Regions from separate parts of the Homo sapiens genome. Here region 1 is linked to region 2. A link is an interaction called in ENCODE POLR2A ChIA-PET data of the cell type or tissue named here. Cell type or tissue: Caco-2. All regions are shown on one strand. Each heading gives the region's core, and the rest is flanking DNA. Links, peaks and the distances in the headings are about the cores only. Region 1 overlaps TRIM9 (tripartite motif containing 9). Region 2 overlaps TRIM9 (tripartite motif containing 9).

The links. Peaks named below come from ENCODE experiments on the same cell type or tissue, not always from the same donor. Only the 100,000 strongest peaks of a DNase experiment are listed, where the experiment ranks them.
Region 1: POLR2A ChIA-PET joins it to region 2 with 6 read pairs; 2 of 35 experiments call an interaction of 5 or more read pairs at or near these places.

Annotation. Positions count from the first base shown.
Region 1 is chr14:50,986,641-50,992,030 of GRCh38, forward strand. The region is part of intron 7 of TRIM9 (tripartite motif containing 9); the gene reads right to left. Among named protein-coding and RNA genes, the nearest start is that of PYGL, 45 kb to the left of the region's middle. In Caco-2, for the core only: no CTCF peak of the experiment used is centred there; no DNase peak of the experiment used is centred there.
Region 2 is chr14:51,084,568-51,089,957 of GRCh38, forward strand. All of the region lies in intron 1 of TRIM9 (tripartite motif containing 9), which reads right to left. Among named protein-coding and RNA genes, the nearest start is that of TRIM9, 7.8 kb to the right of the region's middle. In Caco-2, for the core only: no CTCF peak of the experiment used is centred there; a DNase peak (open chromatin) is centred at 2,564.

The sequences.
Region 1 (5,390 bases), core at 258-5,257, 98 kb before region 2:
TTAGATGGATGAGCTGATTTTTTATACTAGCACACTCCAGACTCTATCTTTGAATAGGAGAGGAAATGTGGGGTGGTCTAAGGAAGACAGGGCTGGACAAGTAAGCAGGGAAAGAGCCTTACCTTTGTTTCTGAATTATGATCAGACTCTAGGGATGTCACTTGACCATCTTTGTTTCTCTAATGATAAACAGACTGTAGGCAGTGGTGAGGTGCATTGGTGGCAAAATATCTGTTTCTGTTCAGATAGTCAGGTTTGGCCTGAAGATAATTATTATATCAGACTAAAGACTTAACAATTATTTGATCTGGTTTTAGAAGGGCATGAGTTAGTTTCTCTGAATTACTAAAATTGGTCCTTTCTATTTTGTCAAACAATAGCTGGTTCTATGCACGGTGTGGTCTAGTCAGAGGTGGATCTTTCGCCAATTGAAGCCTTCTTAACATTCAGTCTAATAGCAATAATTTAGGAAATACAGATGGTAGGAAGGTAATATGCCATGTCCAAAATCACAAAGGAACTTTCTTCTCATTGAAATAATAATTTTGTTTCTGTGACCAGAGGGTATTTCCGTGAATTTTTTTCTGGTTTGAATCAGTTAGCAGCAATTCTTTGCTGGACATACACTTCTATCAAAATGTTACTCGCATGTTGAAGCAAAAATAACTGGAGCACGTGTGTGTGCAGAATATCATCCTATGTGAAGAGCTCTGAACAAGGGCATTGGCAAGTTTTAATTTAATACCTCCAAGAGTCAGCCTCTGAACTTACAATATTAAAGTTAGCTTTTCAGGCTTTAGACTTATCTGTGGGGGGATGACTTTTAAAAAATGAAAGTATAAACCAGATCTCAGAGAAAAGGAATTGCTATTTATGGAGTCAAGACTTTGTGTTCCCACTAAGAATACATTTTTCTCCTACCTAAACTTCATATGGTTTGAATGACTTAATATCATGTATTATCATTTCTTTCTTCAGATATGATAAATCAAAAATTATTTGTTATAATCATCTTAAGGGGAAATTAGCCTTTGAGTGTAATAGAAAAATTCAAAATACAACACCCAAGCACCACAAACTGGCATGGGTTTCTATTATGGAGCGAAGGCATTTACAACTATATTTATGTCAATAAAATATTTTATTTATTTATTTATTTAGTATTATTTATTATTTTTTGAGACAGGGTCTCACTCTGTTGCCCAGGCCAGAATGCAATGCCACGATCTCAGCTCACTGCAACCTTTGCTTCCTGGATCAAGTGATTCTTCAACCTCAGCCTCCAGAGTAGCAGGGACTACAGGCGTGAGCCATCACGCCCAGCTAATTTTTCTATTTTTTGTAGAAATGGGGTTTTGCCATGTTGTCCAGGCTGGTCTTGAACTCCTGAGCTCAAAGCGATCTGCCTGCCCCAGCCTCCCAAAGTGCTGAGATTACAGGCGTGAGCTACCACACCCGGACTAAAAGATTTTTTTATTAACAAGAATTTGCTTGGAAATGTATTTTTCACTAGGTGTGACAGTCAATTCATGATATTGAAAATATTTGTTGCTTTAAAATTTAATGGAAAGGACATATAAAATAATATGAATTTCAGAGTGCATTGAATTCCCAAGCAGTTATCTGAAAACCAGTGAAGAGATGTTTACTGAACACAGACCTTGGGGAGTGTATCCAATCCCATCATAAATTGTACTTACCTTTTCTATTCTCAGCACCAAGAAGAACTTAGAGTAGGTGATGACACCCCTTTATAGGGTGGGGACTGAGGGTAGCTATGGTTATTCACGGGATTAGTAACTTGGCATTAAGATGGTTATGGCTCTTCCTATCCTTCCATGTGGATCCATTGTTTACTGATGACCCAATTTTCCTTGACTCCTTTCACTCTAATCAGGCAAGTTTATTTAACATCCATACTGTACAACCATTTCTTTTTTTTTTTTTTTTTGAGTTTTTTCCCCATCTATGACCTCCCATTACCTACCAGCTGGGCTTTTACCGTATTTTCTCTAAGTAGCTGTTAACAACAACAAAAAAATCCTACCTTGCAATGAGAACTTTTCAAATGAATTACAAGAGAGAAACACTTTCCAACTGATCCCAGCTTAACTAAACAAGCAATTCTCCCTTCATGCCCTTCCCCATGGGCATGTAGTGCACATGCTGGGTCAGCTGCCTGTAAGTCATCTATACCACTTCACATTACCTTAGATTTCAGGAGTCTTAGAGGGAAGAAACTTAATATCATCAGAGGAGCTGCCATCAAGCTTCCCCTTGAAGTCCCCTGGGATGAGGAACTCATTGCTTCCAGCCAGCTCCCTCTAGTTGGCAGTTATTGCTTATATTGGTCTAGACATACCTCTTTGGGAGCTCCACTCTCCAATTGTAGCGTTACTATCTGGGGCCACATGGAACAGATCACTAGTTCTTCAAGTATTTGAGGCCAGTCACCAATCCTCTTTAAATCTTCCCTTTTCTGGGCTAAATAGAGTCAATGTCCAACCATTTCACTATGTATGGATTCCAAATCCTTTACTCTCCTGGTCATGCCCTCTGGACATGTTCAAAGGCATGAATCAAAGACAATATGACAACATTGAGAACAGTATTGCCACTCCCTGGTTTAGCCGAATCACACTTAACACACATTGAATGTGCACACACCTACTTAAGTGCGTATTCTGCGTTATGCCCATGGGATGCAGGAAGAAGGCACACACTACTTCCTCACCTCCCCTTCAAAACACAACTATCACAATATGGAGAAGGCTTCTCAGCCATTCATATTCTATTATTAAGGACAAAGAGGAATGAGGTTGTCATTTTTTTTTCACAATACATGATACAAAGCTATGTTTCAGGTCACAGCTAATATGCAGGATAATAATTATTATTAATTTTTAACTTTATAGATCACTAGAGAAAAATGAGGAGCTCCTGAAGAGACGTTTAACATCACATCATATTTCATCACACGCAGGGATCCCGTGTGGTTGCAGAGCTTTGCTGAATGAAAGCAGTTTAGCAGGAAAGAGCAATGGAAAACAGTATGTCAATGGCCAAATGTGGTGACTCTAGGCATAACTATAACTCTAGGACGGGACTGTGTTCGTAACGAATACGTATCAAGATATGCTTTCCATCAACTCTGTCAATGACCATCATTTTCCTCTTGCTCTTTCCTGGACTTCTTTCCCTTCCTCACTAGGATTGGCTGGAGTCTGGAGTTAGGGTCTAGATAAGGGCAGAGACCTCTGCTTAAAAAAAGCAATCAAGAATCAACAAAGCAAAGATTGGCTGGGGACCACTTGTATTATTGACTGAGAATATCTAGGTGATGTACTCCTGTTTGGCCACCATATATTTCTTTTGTTTCTTTATTTCTTTTTTAGAGACAGGGTCTCACTTGGTCATCCAGGCTAGAGTGTAGTGGTGTTGATCATAGCTCACTGCAGCCTTGAACTCCTGGGCTCAAGGGATCCTCCTCCCTCAGCATCCTGAGTAGCTGGAACTACAGGTGCATACCACTGCACCTGGCCAATTTTAATTTTTTCTGTAGAGACAAGGTCTTTTTATGTTGCCCAGGCTGGTCTCAAACCACTGGCCTCAAGCAGTCCTCCCACCTCAGCCTCCCCAGTGTTGAGATTACAGGCATGAGCCATGGCACCCAGCCCATATATTTCTTTTATTTGTTCATTAGCCAACGCTATTGAACACCTGTCATGTGCCAGACATTGCAGTAGAATTGAGCCGTTGGGAAACATAAAGTTGGCAGGAGACTCAACCATAAGAAAAATAATAATTTAGAGAAAATCAGTGTCATATATTATTGATTGGTTTTTACACTTCTGGGGGTGGAATTTCTTGACTGACTCCAAGGACAGAGTACTAAAGATTTTTGCAGATGTTGTAGAATATTTGAAAAGGTAGCCTTTGGGGTGTTATTTTTGGAATCTAAAGAGGAAAAGCAAACAGATTGTGGTTGCTTATGATAGTGTATACTAATCCAGTGCCCTCTGTGTCCTGGTAGAAGTCTGGGTTGTCCTCCTGTCTGGCAGTGAACAACTTCATAACTTAAGCAGCCCTTGAACCCAGGTCCAATAAGATGGTTGTATTTTGGAGCACGGTAAGGCAAGACATGTCACGAAGAATTGTACAGTGTTAAAGATGAGTTTCAACTCAATTATAAACCAGCTGTAAAATAATTTGCTTTTGTTGGGAAGATTTTAAAAGAGACAAAGAAATGAATGAAGAATGAGGCTGTTTTCATAAATGGTCTTATAAGCAGCCAAAGTCACAATTATGTCCAACTGGTACATAATTTATAATAAAAGGTGGTATTTTAAGCTTTGTTAAGTGTGGCATTAATTGCAATTGAGAAGTGAGAAACAAATCTGTTTTGAAAACCTTCTTTTAGAAGAATGAAACAGCTTTTGCCACCCCAAGGACAGATGCATACTTCATCACCAAGTTCTCCACTCCAATTTAGAATACCATGGCATTATTTATAAGGAACTATCATCAGAGGAACTGAAAATTCCTGTATTTCAATTACATACAGAGGATTCCAAAGAATGAAACTGCTTTCCAGGGTATCAGTTGCAAAGCACACTTCCCAGAACCAAAAATAGGGTTCTGAATCTCAGTCCCATGGAAAAATGCAAGAAATTCCCTGGGATATCATGCATGTGTCAAAATTTAAAAGAACAAAGTATCTCTCTTTTCTGGGCTCTGAAACCTATCATTATGCCTCTCACCTTGGATTTTGTAAAATTTACCCAAATATGGTCAGGTATGATTACCTACCTTGAGAACTTTGTCCTGGAAATGCATATTCTTCTAACTATTTTTGGAGAGGCCCAGATGCTCTGGGTCAGGAAAAGCAGAGACAGAAAAACCATCTTTCAGTAGACCATATACATTTCCTTATATGATCCTTTATCAATCATTTTCTATTAGTGTTGAATTTTCAGTATCATAGGCATAACTTTAAGACTCATTATGACCCTTGGAGGAGGCAGGAGGTATCTAATGCTGCTTCATAGCATTTTCTGAAACAACTTTCAACAGCAGTTTTAGAGAGAGAAGCCACAAAGGTACTAATTGTAAAGACTCAGAGGTCCTCAGCTGTAAGTCCATGGTTTTAGAGATGAGAAAACTGAAGTCCAGAGAGGCTAAGGGACATATCCAAGTTACACCACAGCTGTGGAGGGATACAATAGAGACTCAGGTAGGATCAATTCCTGGAGGATAAAATTTTGGGGTGACAAGACTATTGCTGCTCCTTTGTAACCTAGAAATATACAAAAGGTAAAGCTTATGCCACTGGCCCCAGGGCACATTTCAGTGGTCTCAGTGGGGACCAAGGTTTGTGTAGAGGACCTAAT
Region 2 (5,390 bases), core at 234-5,233:
AGCACCATAGATTTATCTGTGCCATGTTAGACTTACTAGATTGGATGAATGTCCAGTTTTACATTTGATTTTATGTGACTAATGCTCTTGGGATAACATTATTCCAAGATAATGGGACAGCATAAGTGACACCATTTTATTAGTTTTATGAATTGATGCACTTCATGATTGCATAAATATCAGCAGTGCTAGGTAATGGACTATATATATCTAGTAAAGTCAGCTGTTGATTTTTGTTTGCACTGATGAAAAGAAACTAAAGTACAGACAATCAAAAGAGGTAGATTATGTCATAGAGTAATTTGGCTTTGGATGAGCTGGGCTTACAGTTGAGCCTGTGTATATTTGACCATCCAAGATTTTGCCCTCTACAAAATCACAAAGCCTGTTATAAAGACCTGCTCTAGACAGAAAGTGTTTAATTCCCTATATTGCCATTTACTCCTCTCTGCAACCTGCTTTGTTCAGAGACTAATAATGCCTTAGACTGATAGACAGCGCAGGCCAGAACAGTGTTATTCTCTCAGGCTCTCCTGGAGCATGGGAGTAAGTGATGAATATTTGGTGCCACACAGTTACTTCTTAAAGTGCAGGCTGCAAGCAAAGTAAGAGTAAGAGGAGATGAGCAAAAACCTCAATAAAACTGACTGATGCTACCCAGCTAGAAAGTCAGTGTCACATGAATAAATCAGCGGTGGATGAGAATTAACCATCTACATGTACTCCTGACAGAAGGTGGCTATTCCCGCACCAAAGAATAATGTTTAGCATTCTATTTCCAAAGCCAGCTCTTTAAAAGGGACAGTTTCTTCTTTGATCAGAACTGTTAGTATAAAACACGCAGTTCTGCTTCTATGCAAGGCTATGAAAAACAGTTTTATTTGGCAGTGTTTAAATCCATTCTTAAACGATATCCTCCTCGGTTCACATATTCCTTTTTATATGGTGAAAGGTGGATCAGCTTTCTATTCTGAACTGGAATACGCATATTTTCTTTTAACCACATAGGCAAAAGGTACAAGAAAAAACTGAAAGTAAACAGATACTTGCTTACAGATTTAAACATGTTTTGTGTTTTCAAAAATGGACTTATAAATGTTTAGATGTGTAGAAATAAAGATACTTAAAATGCCTATGGATTTTTATTTTTAAAATCTACTTATTAGTTTATGGTTTTTTTGGTCTGTAATTATTAAAATCTACTTATTAGTTTATGGTTTTTATGTCTGTAAATTTTGGGATGCATTATTTTGTTAGAAGAGAGACAATGCTCCATGGTTGAGCTGGTAAAATCTTACTGTCTATTTGTTACTTAGTTCTGACAGAGAAGCAGGATGAACCCCATCTCTGTCAGGTAAGGTAATTATATAGGTAAGGTAATTAGGCCTATACCTCCGATGATCTGGTCTGTGGAATATTCAACATACTTGTCACCTCTTTCCTCATGCACCACAATTTCTTTTCTAAATTTATTTTGTCACAAGGAATCTTAGGAGAAAAATGACTCAATTTCTCAGTAATTTTCATATACGAGAACTAAAGGAGTCCAGCTATTTGTTATGTCATTGAAGTTTGTAAGTTCATAAAACTGTGCTTTATAGGTATGCTTCCTGGGCTTATCAGAAAGTAGAACAGAACAGCAGTTAAACATGTGAGTTGTAGAGTCAGACAGCCAGGATTCAAACTCTGACCCTGCCAATTACAACGGGTGTGACTTCATAATCTTCCTGTGTTCCAGTTTTCTCACAGGAAGATGTGTGGATTATGAAGATTAAATGAGAAAATGCTGTAAAAATCTTTAGAGCAGTGCCTGCATGTAGTAAGTGCCCAGTACATTTTAGCAAAAAGTATAAAATACAGGCTTTCAAATTTAATGATTACTGTCAGGCTAATTTGAGAAATTTAAAATACCGGGTTATATTGCTAGTTATTAGTCTTCCTCTACTGATTATTTTCTTCATTGAACCAACCTTTATCTAACTTCTACTAAGTACAGAAACGGAGTAAAAGAAGATAGATAAGAAACAGTCTATGGAATTGAGTTATTAGGGTTCAGTGGAAGATTTCTCACAGAAGCAATTATAATACAGTGGGAGGATGCTCAGGGTTAGAATACAGATATGGACGCTATGGAGGAGGGTGAGCTGAACAGGTGACAGGGCTGGGAAGAGAGTCTGGGACCAAACTGTGAAGAGGAAGGGGACTGAAATGACCAGATCTGTTTCAGACAATCAGGTACAAGCAGGAATTGAAACCACGGAGTGGATGAGTTTCTTGAGACAGGCGTGTTGAGGAGGGGGGAAAAGTAAATGATGTTTATTTATTCATGACTAGACACTCAAAAAAAGTTTTCTTGCTTTTGCAGCTTAAAATGAATCAGCCAAAATGAAGAAAACTCCCTCTCTACAGTTATTTAATAAAAAAGTGTCTGCAATTAAACACAGCTGGGGTGGGGGGAGGTGGCGGGCACTGCTGGTGCAGGTGTAACTCTGGTAGGTGGGGTAGCAGCATCAGGTTCCCGGTTGGCAGGCTGGTCTGGTCCACAGCTGTGGAGGCTGACTCATCTCAACTGGGTGTGGCCAGGTTAGTTGGTCTGGTGATCTGAAGGTTTGGTCTAAGAAACTGGGGGAGGGCAAGCGTAGTGGACAGGAAGGGAGGGGCTCTATGGAGAAAGTCAGAGGGTGTCAAGGAGAAGATAGCTAAGCAGGCAGATGGGATTGTGACTAGACCCATGGCCAACATGCTGCACTTTAGGCCTGGATAGTTTAAAAAGAAGGCAAAACCAGGGCCAAACAAAAGTGAAATGATGTCATGATGATTTCCCTGACACAGATGCAGTTAGAAAAAAGAAAACCTGCTGTTAGATATATTTTGCTTAGGTTTCTTGGGTAATCTCACTTGGAGTTAGGTCTCAGTTTAGGATAGGGGCCCAGTTTAGGGTTGTGAGAACACCCCAGGGGAATGATCTTGGCTTTGAGATGTCCTTTGGGCTGAATTAGATATGCTGCTTAACAAAACCTAGATGGTCTCTGATAGTGTAGGTACACTGTGGTGGCCATTTTATAGATAACTCTTGTTCTAAGGTTAAAAATTGACCCAAAATGTCAATATAAAAATATTAGCAAAACCTGGAATGCATTAAACAAGCATTTACTTCATAAGTTGTTATGCTATGTTGTCCCCAGAGCAATATTAAAGTTTTAAGCTTTTCATATTGTCTTTTTCTGCTCATCAAAAGTATCTTTAAAACAATCTATTTTTGTATACCACAGATTAATGAAAAACTCAATTAGACCAGTCATTTGGTATCATGTATACAAAACCTAAAAGTAGTCTAAAGTAGAATGAAGTGGTGGTTTTTAAAATTATATTACATTAATATTCCTCATGCCTAAAATCATTTTTTGAGTTATTTACAATAGAAAGGGGGACAACATGTATTCCAGTCCATACATATAAATACTACAAAACTTATGTTAATTATTTTTACCTCTTTGACTTTTAATGTTTAAAAAATAAAATAAATTTAACTTTTAACATTTGCTTTAAGAATTAATGCAAGATTTAAGATTTAAGGATAGGTTTGCTGCAGGCATAGTTTTAGGTATTCTAATCTACATAGACAAGAAATGAATAACAATTACTTACTAACTTATTCACTAATAACTACCTGAACTAGTGTTCTCCAAACTTGTGTGGCACTCTAACAGAGTTTCCAAAGTTAGACAAATTTGGAAAATGCTACATTGAATCAAGTGGCTTTGTTTGTTGCAGGATGTGTATACATAGGCATATTGATACAATATACAATGTGAACTACCTGCAGCCTGTTCAGAATGGAGAGTCTCAAACTTATTTAACTATGGAAAACTCGTGGGAGCAGAGTTTGAGAAATGCTGACCTAGAGTATAGATAAAACAAAAAGAATTGTGGAGTGCTCATACATATCTTCAGAGGTTTTCTTGCCTTTGAAAACAAACAAATCAATTATTGGCAGAAGTTCGATTTCAGGACCTCCCTGTCTGGCCTAATGTTCTTAAAAGTGTCATCACTACATACATGGAGTAATTTCGAGTTGGTAAAAAAAAAAAAAAATCTCTTCGGCCTCTTTGTGAAAAACCTCACAATAAAAATAACTGAAGAAAATAACCAAAAGGCTAATAAAAGCTACCTAGTGGTGAATGGGTAGATAACATTGAATATGATATGATTTCTGCTTCATTGAATCAAAAACCGCCCCTCTATTTGTATTTATGGCATCAGAATGCAGCCTTCTAAACACAATATTCTAAAGACAATATCTAGGATGAATAAAAATTAGAATCTTAAAGTATTTACATGTGTTAATTCATATGCTTTTGTAAGTCAGGACTTCTTGGTTGCAAGTGGCAGGAAACCAACACAAACAAGCTAAAGCAAAGAAAAAAAAAAAAAGACTCTCAGTGGACACTGACATGAATAAGTAAGAAATTAGATGCCATTATAATTCACTGAGATTCGAAGATTTGTTACTGGAGCATAGTCCAACCTGACTGATGCTGAGAGTGAACTTAGTTTCTAGCTTTATAGTTCCATTCTCCTTGTGAGTTGATTTTATTTCACTTCCCATGAAATCCTCTGAGATCACCTAAGTGGGTTTCTGATCCTTTCAATGAATAATCCCTGATAAAACTGATAAACAAATGATATTTATTTATAACTATTTGATTCTTAAACATTTATCTTGTTATAGGTTCTTCTATCCTTCTGTAGGCCAAAGTTAAGTTGTATGTGTATATACACTTTGAAAAGTCCACCAACTTGTTTAGGTGAGGAAAGTGCAATTTATCATACTGATGGTAAGGACAAATGTTCCCTGTACATTATTTTCATTACACAAGAACAGATGGCTGTGATAATTGTCTCTTACTTTATGCAAACTGTGATTTGACCTGAAACTCCAATTAATAGCATCTTTTCATGGCATATACAGGAGAAACAATTTCTGCTACTTCAAACTGGTAACAATATCTTTATTGGAGAATCTGAAAAAAACGGAGCCTTATCAGCTATTTCAGCTTACTTAGAGAAAAACAGAATACTTTTGTTTAATATATAAATCTTTGTATAGTATTCTTATTTCTTGAGCTTAATTCAACTGAATATTCTCTCTGGACCCATGAGGAAGAGTCTCACTCTTTTAGGCCACCTTTCAGAGCAGCTTTGGACTGTACCCTATGCTCTGAAAAGGATCCAGAAAAGTACCCCAAGTTGGGGGATGAGATTTTTACGCAGTAATTGTTGACTGGTGAGACATTGACTCTGTTTGACATGAATGTTTATGGTTGTGTTGAACTGAAATTAGTAAATTATAAACATTTAATTTACCTTATCAAAATCCTTTCACAATT